Regions from separate parts of the Mus musculus genome. Here all the other regions are linked to region 1. Evidence: chromatin contacts called from ENCODE Hi-C or POLR2A ChIA-PET data. All regions are on one chromosome and are shown on one strand. Each heading gives the region's core, a stretch centred on a gene start or an enhancer-like site at or near the end of the contact. The rest is flanking DNA. Distances are from core to core; before and after follow the strand shown. Region 1 holds the start of Surf6 (surfeit gene 6). Region 2 overlaps Notch1 (notch 1). Region 3 holds the start of Dipk1b (divergent protein kinase domain 1B).

Evidence for each region. A loop is a pair of places that touch in the nucleus more often than their neighbours do. ChIA-PET counts read pairs that join two places held with the same protein, here RNA polymerase II (POLR2A).
Region 2: a loop to region 1 is called in a map of T-helper 1 cell, with 2.9 times the contacts of the local background. The contact joins the enhancer-like site here to the promoter of Surf6 in region 1. A Hi-C loop is called at or near these places in 3 of 37 maps with a recorded cell type or tissue (T-helper 1 cell, T-helper 17 cell and regulatory T cell). POLR2A ChIA-PET finds 5 or more read pairs at or near these places in 2 of 5 experiments (both embryonic stem cell).
Region 3: POLR2A ChIA-PET joins it to region 1 with 11 read pairs in Patski. The contact joins the promoter of Dipk1b here to the promoter of Surf6 in region 1. POLR2A ChIA-PET finds 5 or more read pairs at or near these places in 4 of 5 experiments (Patski and embryonic stem cell).

What each region holds. Positions count from the first base shown.
Region 1 is chr2:26,900,765-26,904,474 of GRCm38, forward strand. Surf6 (surfeit gene 6) reads right to left here and starts at 2,123. Exons shown (of 5, transcript NM_009298.4): 1 at 1,930-2,123. The coding sequence starts at 2,023.
Region 2 is chr2:26,489,057-26,492,766 of GRCm38, forward strand. All of the region lies in intron 2 of Notch1 (notch 1), which reads right to left. Among named protein-coding and RNA genes, the nearest start is that of Notch1, 13 kb to the right of the region's middle. Within about 2 kb of position 1,700, at least 1 of the 3 ENCODE cell types and tissues checked has a DNase peak (open chromatin) inside an H3K27ac peak, as active enhancers do.
Region 3 is chr2:26,626,440-26,630,149 of GRCm38, forward strand. Dipk1b (divergent protein kinase domain 1B) reads left to right here and starts at 2,018. Exons shown (of 5, transcript NM_019833.3): 1 at 2,018-2,260. The coding sequence starts at 2,198.

The DNA of each region.
Region 1 (3,710 bases), core at 873-3,372:
AACTTTTGAGCTGCCTGCAAGTTGTGCAGTGCACTTCAGGTTTCCAGCTTTTGTGATCCATCACCCATGCTGGGGTAGACTTTGGTGGTAAAGCTGTGTTTGAATCATTTCCACTCCTGTGAGTCACCCCATAAGGCTCAATTCATTTGCCTCTCTGGACTTCAGCAGTATTCTGCCTTTGGTTCTGCCAGAGATTTCCTGGAAAGAAGCTGTCTGCAGACTGACTCCTCCATGTGACTAATAGATAATAAACGTTTTGGAATATACTCACTTAGCAGGCCAACCTAAAAATTAAGAATGCTATCAGCACCAGGCACACCTTTAATCCCAGCACTCCACTTCAGAGGCAGATGCAGACTAATCTCTGTAAATTCAAGGCCAGCCTGGTCTACAGGGTCCAGGACATTACAAGCTACACAGAGAAGCCCTGTTTGGGGGACGGGAGGAACTGCCATCAGCATCTAGTCCTAAAGAAAGCTGTCATTTTGCTATATGACCTGGTATACACTCTAATGTATTTTAAACCTGCTTTGACTTTCTTCGTTCTGTCAAACTTCAAGAAACTACTTCAAGGAATATTTTCCCTTGGAAAATGGGACTTGGGGAAACCTAAACCCATGTTTACAGGCCACCATCATTCTAAATGGGCTCCAGACCAAATGCTTCATTGTGCTCACGTGCAGCATGTGTGTCCTGGCTGAGCAGGTACTCATGTGTCTTCCTACATGATACCACACAACAGCTCTCACACACATTAGGCAAGTACTCCAACACTAAATCATACTTCCAAACCTCCTTTTTCTTTTGGTAAATTTATTACATTTTAATCATGTGCACCATAAATGAGGGTGGCTGATGGGAACAATCTGGTCCTCTCCTAAGAGCTGTAGATACACAGAACTATTGCACCCTCTCTCCAGCTCCGTTTGTTTGTTTGTTTTTAACACATGATCTTAAGCCAGGCGGTGGTGGCACACCTGGGAGGCAGAAACAGGTGAATCTGAATTCAAGGCCAGCCTGGTCTACAGAGCAAGTTCCAGGATAGCCAAGGCTACACTGAGAAACCCTGTCTCCAAACAAGCAAACAAATAAAAGGGGTCTCAGTATGCAGTCCTGGCCATCTGGAATTCACAGTAATCTTTCTTGCTTGTTTGCCAAGTGCTGGTGTTAAAAGGCTTGCAGACCACCTCCCACCTGTGCCTCCCAGACTCGTTTACTTTTATGAGTGCTGTTTGTAAGTATGTCTGTGCATCAAGACCATCCCTGGTGCCACTGAGAGCCAGAAGAGTGTTAATGAGTCCCTAGAACTGGAATTAGGGGCTGGTGTCAGCTGCCATGTAGCTGCTGGGAACCAAATCTGGGTCCTATGCAAAAGTAGCAAGTGCTCTTAACCACTGAGCCATATCTCCACCCGCTCCTTTTACTTTCGGAGAGTTTCCTGAAGTTGCTCATGCAGAGGTGATCACATCCTGTAGTCCTGACAGGCAGGCGGGTCTTGACCTCGAGGTCTTTCTCCTCAGCCTCCCTACCAACCAGGCCCAGACGCAATTAACATTTTATGATTTAAGACTTGCTTCCACTTCCAAAGATAAGGAAATGTTAGCGCTTTAAACTAAACAGCCAAGAATGGAGTGTGCGTTCTTTCAACACAAGAAACACATTCACAGACAAGGGCTGAAAAACACACACGCCAGTAAGAAAACTCTTCACACTTGTAGTAGCAAGCCCGATTTTCTTTCCGTTCGAGTCTGGTAATTTCCTAACTGCCTCCCACTCCTTCAGGGCCCAGAGCTCAAGCTTTTGCTGTCCCCGCGAGTACCCACCCGCTCGAACTCATATCCCTTGCGGGGGGTCCGGCCCCGACCTAGGACAGCGGGCTCCTTACTGACGGCGTCTGCTCCCAAAAGCTGCTCGAGCCGGATGCCTTACCCCATGTGCTCCTCTGTCGTTCAGGGCCAGGCTGCGCGCAGATCTTCTTGGCCAAGTCCTGAAGATAGGTATCCTTGGCCAGGAGAGAAGCCATGCTGCCAACCAAGGCTGGGACCAGAATAGGAAGCTCCCGCGGTGGAGCCCCGCCGGAAGCTCCGTACACGCAGGTACCACCAGTAGAGCGGCGTGACCCCGCCGGAAGTATCTTATGCGCAGACGCAGCCTGGAGCACCGGAAGCCACCCCCAAGGATTAGCCGTAATCTAAACTCCAGGTTAGCAAACCAGCCAGCCAGCCCCGGAAGCCACAGTGTAAATCCGCTAGCAGCTGCTTTCCTCTCGGAGCTCAATTAGCCATGCCTGACGGGCCGGCTACTCCTCAATCTGGAGGCGTTTCTCTGAAAATGGAGCCTGTAACCTGAGAGGGCTGGGCTCCCACCGAGCTTGAAGCCCTCAGGGCCGGGCAGACCTGGGCTACTATAGCTCTTTCCCTACTGCTGGACTGAAGGTCAGAACCCCGCCTGCAGGGGATGCCCAGCATCCTATTGCCACTCCCGCCACACAGAGCAAAACGCAATCAGGTATAAAAAGACGTGGGCCACAACTAGAGACCTGAGTATGGCGTGGATCTTAGATTACATGCGGTAGCAATGAATCTCAATGGTGATGAGCCCTTAGGAATAAGAAACTACTTGCAGATGGCGTTAAAGCTACTTATGAGGAAATGAAGGGAAAGGCAAGCCCAAAGAAGAGCCTGCCCGGTAGTTTTTTGGGTGTGACCCAGCAACTCAGAAGTTCATGAAAAAAGGTGACACACAACTTACATCACTTGTGACTCTGAATTTCTAGAACACTAAATCCCCAAGCAGTATCTCCAGGGAGCTCTGGCCCTGGCCACGCAAGCAGAGGAAAGACAATGGTGCCCTTTAAAGGAGAAGTTTCGCTTTTAAATGTGAACGACAGAATTGACTAAACAATAAAACACTGTCTTTCACTAGGTGGCTAAGCTTTCTCCAGGGCACTTACAAGCTCTTCCAACAGTTAACACTGCTTTGGCATCACTGCTGGAAAACTCCCTCACTGGGGCAGTGACTTGCCCCTAGCTACACATTCCAGTGCTATGTTCTTTTTGGCTATTGTAGGTGCTGGGTCACCTGGTGACCAGCCTATGTTCCTTATAGACCCAGGACTACAACCATGGATGAGGCATGCTGATGGTAGTCAGGAGTGACAGGCTGAATGCACATACCTGCCCGAGAACCATGGTTTCTGTATGTCAGCCGTGAGCCTGGTACTGAGGGGCAATGGGGTCTGAGCTCCCGGTTTCTAAGATCTTCGCTTCTGAGCAAGACACCTCAGCCTTTCCAAGCCCAAGGCCAGTCCTTCTAAGATGCAGGCATGATAGCTCTAAGTAGGATGGCAAAAATAGGTGGCATCAAAGGTACAGGTGCTGCAGTCATATAGCTTGCAGTACTAGCGGATTCTTCATCCATTTATTTTATGTCACGGATTTACTAGATGCCAGGAACCCAAAGCTATATAAGGAGGGGCCGTCCCACTGTTCCCTCCATGGGTGTCAGGCCTCTTGGTGTTACTGTGCTCCTCACATGCGCTGCTTTGTGATGGACAACTCCTGGGAGAGGTTACCCAGCCACTCTAAGGACTTGGAGCTGTTGGAATCCCTCGGCGTCTTTTGGTGTCTCTATTGCCAACACTGTCTTTGCATCTCTGAGTCTCTCACGCATGTGTGCAGGTGTGAATGGTGTGTATATGTATGCCTGTA
Region 2 (3,710 bases), core at 450-2,949, 410 kb before region 1:
GCTCCTTCCACCCCAAAATGAGGAGGGGGCAGAGGGACTGTAGTGGGAGTTCTTTAGCTCCTGCCCTTGGTGGGTTTATGGCCAAGTAGGGCTGGGGAAAGGAGTAGGTTTACTAAACTTGAGATAGCTGGGGTGAGGAGGGGGTAGGGTGGGTTGTCAACACTGGAGCCCCTTCATTGGCTTCCCAGAACCCAGGGGCCAGAAGACCTTGTGAGAGAAAGCACTTTCAGAAGGGACACGTCTTGTAGGACCCTCCCAGCTCCACTGCTTTAACTGCTACATGGTGAGATGGAACTCTCAGTTTGGCACCTCAGTTTTGCAAGAAAGATCTCTCTCTCTCTCTCTCTGTGAGTGTGCCTGTCTGTCTGCCTGCCTGTCTGTCTCGAGGGGGGATGTTGAAGAGAGGCCCTTGCAGCAGGCACCAGCAGATGCAAGGTGCTGAGGGACTCTCACTCTGAGCATGGCTAGGTTTGAGTCACAAAAGTACAGTCCCTCCCTCAAGAAATGGACTCATTGCACAGGTTAAAGCCCCCATCTGAGGACTGGAGGCACCACAGGCCCCTATCTGAGCATCAAGGCTCTTGCTTATTCTTCTCTGGGACCAGGGGCCTGCACTGAGGCATCTGAGCTCCTAGGGCCCAGAGGCAGAGGGTGGCTCAGTGCATGACTGCATACCTCAGGTCCCCAGCACCACTGAGAGTGATGGTGGTGGAGGGAGCCCCTTGCCTTCTTTAGTCTGCTCTACCTGTGTCTGCAGCCACCCAAGTATAGCTGAAGCCCTTGTTCTGCAAGCTCCCACTCAACAAGTGGTGACCATTCTCTTGTACCCAAGGGATGGTTCCATGCAGATCCCTACCCCAGCCTGATTTTGTTCTTTTCAGTAAAAATACAGTAAAGCTTGCTGCCTGCCACCCAACCTTCACACAATGGGTCCAAAACCAGGGCTACCTCTCACTCAAAGCCCACCTTGTAGGATTTTCACAGGGTCAACAAACCCAGCCCCATCCAGGGCAAAGGCTTGGGGAGGGGGGCAGGAGAGAGGTTCTGGGACCTTGGCCCTGGAACCTGAGCAGAGACTAGCCCAAGCCCCCTAAATTCTGGTGCCTCGATGAAGGAAGGTGCTTACAGCAGGCTGAGTGACTCCCTGGTATCCTCCCTGGTTCAGAACAGTTGATTCAAGCCCAAGAGACAGGGGACCCCTACAGACTACAGTTCCATCCCTGCTCTTCCCCACACAACTCAAGGCAAAGAGCATCAAGTGCCTCGCTCTCCTACTAAACCTGCCTGGATCCAAACACTTGCCTGAAGGTCATTTAGAACATTGGGTGAGAATAGCCCTCTTCAACCCAGTTTCCTGCCTCACTGTGGATAGATGTGCACAAGCACGTGGGTATCTGCCAGCATCGTTCCTAGAGGGCACAGCAACACTGCTGCTTACAGCCAGCATCAGTGCCTCACCTGCGCCAGCAGGGAAGGCAGGCAGGAATAACCGAACTGTATTCTCCTCCCAGCCTTAGGGACCCTGGCTCCCACAGCGGCAGGAAGCTGAGAAGACAGCCAGCACTGTGGAAAGTAGACACCCCTGGACCAAACATCAACTGCTGGTCAGACTGGGAAAGCAGTGGTCAGAGGAGGAACATGGGTCACACTAGGGCAGGTGTAGCATGTGGACAGGTGGCTGCAGGGCTGGCCAGGATTGAAGCCAGTGTCCAGCTTTCCAGCTCAAAGAACCACTCCCAGCACACTCAGCTCTTTTGTCTTCAAATCTTTCCCCACAGTTGCATCCTTGGGTGGTTTAAAATACGCTGAAAAAGGAAGCTCAGGAAAAGCGCAGGCTTCCTGGCCTGGCTCAGGGAAGCCCTTTGTGTGGGAGACAGTTGAAGTTGGAACCTGCCCTCTAGGGAAGCCACCTTTTCCCACTATAGGGAAAACAATACTCCCCTCCAGGCTGCTGCCGGTGAAGGCCCCTCTGAGGGGGGCAAAAAGGCTCCTGGGGGTGGGGGTGGCATTAAACAATTTCCTGAAGTTGGTCTGTGGGAAGTGGTGACCCACGGGAGCAGGGGTGGGAGACTCCACCCAGTGTGCCCCTTCCACCATTGGTGAAAGCACCATCCAGCAAACTAGGGTCACCAGGAAGCAGGGGTCACTGCTAGGGTGTGAAAAACACCTGCTTAAGCTCCTGCCTCCACTAGGGACAGTTTCCTGCTTGATCATCCCAAAACACAGACAGTCCCAAGCTGCAAACAAGGCTGGGAATGTGTCTTCCCACATTCCACTCCACAATGCCTGCCAGCCACTCTGAGTGGTCCCTGGGACTCATGCGGACAAACCTCTGTGTGTGCAGCAGTACCAAGGAAGGCTAGAAATAGCCACAGTGGACAACGGCAGGCCACTCTGGAACTTAGCCCTGGCCCTGAAGCTGCTCCCACTAAGCAGAGGGAAAAGCTTTGTCCAGAGAGAGATGAAGCCAGAGGCCCCAAACTGAGATCTACAACAAAGCACCTGTCCATCGCTGCTTCCCCCAAATAAATGTGAAGATGGTGAGAGGGAGCTATCCAGAGACGACTCTGTCCCCCCTGCTCCCCCCCACCCCACCCCCCCACCCCCGCCCATCAAAGTTCAAAAGAGAAGACATGCTCCTACCTGGCTAAACTGGGCCCTTGGATGCCAGAAGCTTCACCTCACTAGACTCTTACTACAGTCCTGGAGGTGGGCTAGGCCCATTTTACAGATGGGAAGACAGAGGCTTAGCAGGCTCTGCATATACATTCCAGATTCTGTAGTGCTTAATTCCTGACACCCACAGTGGAACAGCCTTGGTTCAGAGAACAGTCACAGGCAAGACAGAGTAGCAGAGGCTCCCTGGGAATGTGAGAAGTTTCCTGTATCCCAAACTGCCTCATCTCTTTGGTTATCTGATCTCGGGGTTGGGGGGGGAGGGGACGCGGGAGGGCAAAGGCACACACAATAGGGGAGTTTGGCTGAAACAAAACTCCTAGGAAGGGGGCAGGGTTCTTAGTGAGGGACCCAGAATTGGGAAGCCCCTGCCACTGACTGCAAGGGAAACCTCAAAACTCTCAGCTTCACCAAACCCCTCAAGACCCTCCTAGCGGCTGGTCACCTGCCACCACCCCAGTGGCTATCGTTTCCAGTTGGTGGCACTGAAGATGTGCTGATGAAGCCTATGTCCAGCTACCCACTGGGGCAGAGCCACACTGGCTGCTGGGCAGACAAAGTGACACAGATCTTGGCTGCATTCTTCCAGGGCCCCCTAGGAAACCCGCTTTCAGTGAATTCTTTGAATGACTTGCTGAAGTGCAGACTGCAGCTTTGGTGGGGGACCCCAGAGGTCACCCCACTCCTCAAAACTCAGCAGCCCCCACTTCAACCAAATGTCTTCCAACAAGGAAGAAGTCCCCTGCTTGGGAGGTCCCCATACTGCAGCAGATAGGAAGGCCCCATCCCAATAATGGTCACAAATTGTCTCACAGTGTACTGGCCATCCATGAGAATCTTCTGTTCTGCCTTAGGACACAGGAAAAATGAGAAGGAGAGCCAGTTGAATGTACCCTGCTCTAGAAGGGGTCCAGGGAAGAGGAGGTACTCTGGGGAGGGAGCTGTATAGGACCCAGGGTGTCCCAGGCCAGTGGGTCTAGGACAAGCTCAAAGCTTGCAGGTCCTGGCCCCTCTGCCCCGTGGACACTGATGTC
Region 3 (3,710 bases), core at 768-3,267, 270 kb before region 1:
AACTCCAGTTCCTGAGTGTGGCATACACACACACACACACACACACACACACACACACACACACACAAACACATACACATTGATGTGCATACAAATAAATAAATCTTTAAAAAAAACCTTAAAAACAAAAATAAAACAAAATCTTATAAAAAGTAAAGTGGAGAGAGTAAAAACCTGACAGACCTTTGGCTTCCACACACACACATATATGCATACACACACAAACATGTATACACACATGTGTTATAGACCTTACAGATGGCCATTGTACTCCCAGAAGACCAGACTGAAAAATAAAAATAATTACTCATTCCGCAAGTCCGTGACACCAAGCTTCATGTTTTCTCTTATGAAAAGATTTGATTATTTGTGTGTGTGTGTGTGTGTGTGTGTGTGTGTGTGTGTCGGGGAGGGGAGGGGAGTCATGCGTGGGGAATGGAGGTGCATCATGTGTGCACATGGAAGGCAGAGGTGGGTGCTGGGTGCTTTCTTCGATCACTGTCCACCTTTTCCTTTGAGGCAGGGTCTCTTCCTGAACCTCAGGCTGCTTTCTCAGCTAGGCTGTGAACCAGCAAGTCCTAGCAACCATCCTACAACGGCTCCACTCAACCTGTAACCTGGGTTACAGGTGTGCGCAGGATGCTCGATCTGCTACATGGATGCTGAAATTTGAATTTCAATCTTTATGTTTTCACAATAAGTGCTTTCAGCTGCTGAGTCATTTTTTTCAGCCTTCCCGTCACCACACTTAAACTACATTGTTTATCTGACCTGCAAAATCAAGATTGAAGACATAATAAAATAGTCAAACTGCTTAAGCAGCTCGTTTATAATTGGTGCGATAATGAAACAATCCCATGTTTCCCTTCTTTTTTCTCCTTCCTTCTTTTCTCCCTCCCTCCTTCCCTCCCTCTCTCCTTTCTTTCCTTTCTTCTTTCCTCTCTTCCTCCCTCCTTCCATCCCTTTCTTCCAGCCTCTCTCCCTTCCTTCCTTCTTTCCTTCCTTGAGGCAGGGTCTCCCTTTGGGCTTCTGGCTAGTCTGGAATTTGAAACATAGGCCAGGCTGGTCTTTCTGCTTCTGCTTCTTGGTTTCTGGGACACAGACTTGATGCTATTTTCCATTTGTTTTGTGACCTGCTCCTGGCTCTAGTTCTCTTCAGCCTTTCTAGCTTATAAATCCAAACCCTTCAGCTGGGCTCATGGGACTCTCGCTCCACTTTTATGAAGAGAAGGTTGGCCTGGTTCACTAATTGCGAAGCAATTAACATCCTTAAACTAAAGCTGTCTTTTATCATTTTGCAAGGCATATATATATGGACAGCACTGGGGCACAGGGGAAGGCGTATTCCCTGGGAATGCATATGACATCGCTATAGAACCCCTAAGAAAGGTGTGGGTGAGGATTGAGGGCAGCTGATGCGCATGGTGGACGGTGCATTCTGGCCATTGTCTGCTAAGTTCAATAAGCCTCTAACTAAGGTCAGCTGCTGCTTTCCTAATCACCCTAAATGGGAGTCACAGGAGAGGGGCGTGTCTGTCCATGGGCAGAAATCAGAAGAAACTGGTTCTCAGGAGTAGTTGCTGACCGCGTGGGCTGTGGGTCCTTCCCTATGCCCCGGTGCAACAAGGGCTGAAGACTCTCGGTGCCAGAGGTGGTGGCCTCAGGACTGACTAGCCTCACCTGCATACTGGGGAGGGATGGGGGCAGATCCATCAACGTCTTTTACCCTTGAAAAGGTGGAAGAAATGCGCAAGCGCAGGCGGGGACCTTACAGGTCCTCAGCGCCAGCCTGCCCCGGTGTTTCATGCTCACACAGGGTTGCCGTAGCGGGTCCCGGAGCTCTCGGGAGGTTGGGGGTGGGGGGGTGGGGGGTGGCGTAGGTCCCCAGCGGGAGAGCTAGACTAGCCGCGGGGCCGCGCGCCAGTCCTCCCACGCGCGTGCACGCCCCTTCCGTTTGTCTCCACACGCGCGCGCACGCCCCTCTGTCCATCTTCCCGCGCGTGCACGCCCCTCCTCCAGGCCGTCTCCCCGCGCGTGCGTCGCGGTCCTTGCTCAGAAAGGCACGCGCCTTGCCTTTAACGCGAGCCGAGGACGAGCGGCCCGCATGGAGAGCGAGCGGCGGCCGCTGCGGGCCTGGCCGGGCTGGGGCTGAGGCCGAGCCAGCCGCGGGGTTCCGCAGCCGGGGCCGGAGCCCATCATGCGGCGGCTGCGGCGCTTGGTGCACCTAGTGCTCCTCTGCCCCTTCTCCAAGGGCCTGCAGGTAAGCCGCAGCCGGCCAGGTGCTACCACACGGGGAGGGGCAGGGCGTGGGATGGCGAGGGTCGATGGGTGCACGCGGGTGCACCGGAGTCCTTTCTAACCTTCGCAACTTAAAAAAAAAATTCTGGAATAGCAAACTTGGCCAGCCCCTGGCCAGTTCTTGAGACAGCTGGAAACAGGGGCTGTGGTGACCTTGGGCCAGTGGAGGGCCAGCTCCTGTCTGCAGAAGAGGCCCCTCCCCTCATGCTTTGAGGTGATGGAGTCAGGCCTCTGGGCTCCAGCCGCTGGTTGCCACGGTCCTTAGAGCCTACAGGAAGGAGCCAGCCCTCACCAGTCTAGCCAAGGTCTCTCTGAAGGGCCGTCCTGAGGATGCTGGAGGATGCCTTTGTCCTGGGGCCTGGCCTCCCTTAGACTGTTTTACATAAAGGATGAGGACTGAAGCCTGTTGGATGCAGAGCTCTTCCAGGCCCAGATGCCCTTGTCTGCCCTCTTCCAGAGGCAGTAGCTTGTGCTGTGATCCATGCTCAGGCCTAGGTTGGGTTCGTGACCTGAGGTGTATGGGGGACCCTTCTTGTGCCAGGAGATGGGGTGTACCCATACCCCTAGCCCTGAAGCTAGGCCCTGACTCAGCAATGTGTGGACCCAGGAGTGGCAGGAGAGGGGTTTGGGCCAGTTCCCAGTGGGGCTGGTTCAGAGAGAGCCACTGGCTGAGCCCTTCCTGCCCCAAGCCTCAGTTTCCTGCGTGGGAAACACTAGGGCACCTGCCACCTGGCCCGGGTTTCCTGGGCAGGGAGTTTGCTGTGCAGTTACTATCCCTGTAATGACCTTCCCACCTTCCATGTGACTTTTCTGGAGCTGGACTGTTCAGCCTCGAAAATTATGGGCCCAGGGCTTGCCAACTTGTTCCCCACTGAGTGGCAGAAATCTGTGCGAGCTTTTGAGTACCACTGTGGTGAGTCCCGCCCCGGGGTGAGCAAAGACTCAGGGATCCTGGAGAAGAGCTGCGTCAGACAGAGGCCAGGTAAACCATCAAAGCTTAGCCAAGGTAGTCTAGGGGAGCCACCTGTGCCAAGGTGGCTTGGGAGGGCCTGCCTGGAGTGGTCTCTGACCTGCAGGTTTCTAGCGGCTTCTAGTTCTACATCACTTGGGCCAGCCTGGGCCAGCCGCTGTCCTGGCCCTGGCCCTGGCCCTTTGCTCTAGGTGTGGCTGAGTCCTTTGATCTGGCCTCACAGCCAGTGTCCCTGCAATTTCTCAGTCTTCCTGTTTTAATTTTGGACAAATCTGAAAGAAACAGCTGAGTGCCAGAGCCATGAGTGTCCCAGGAGAAGTCCCCAGAGCCATGCCCCGGAATAGGGACCATCTCCTAGAACTTTCTGGAAGAATGTTCTAGAAGAAGGGCTAAGCATCATTCCTGTGGTAGAGGTTCCTTATGTTCTGGCTCGGAGGCAACT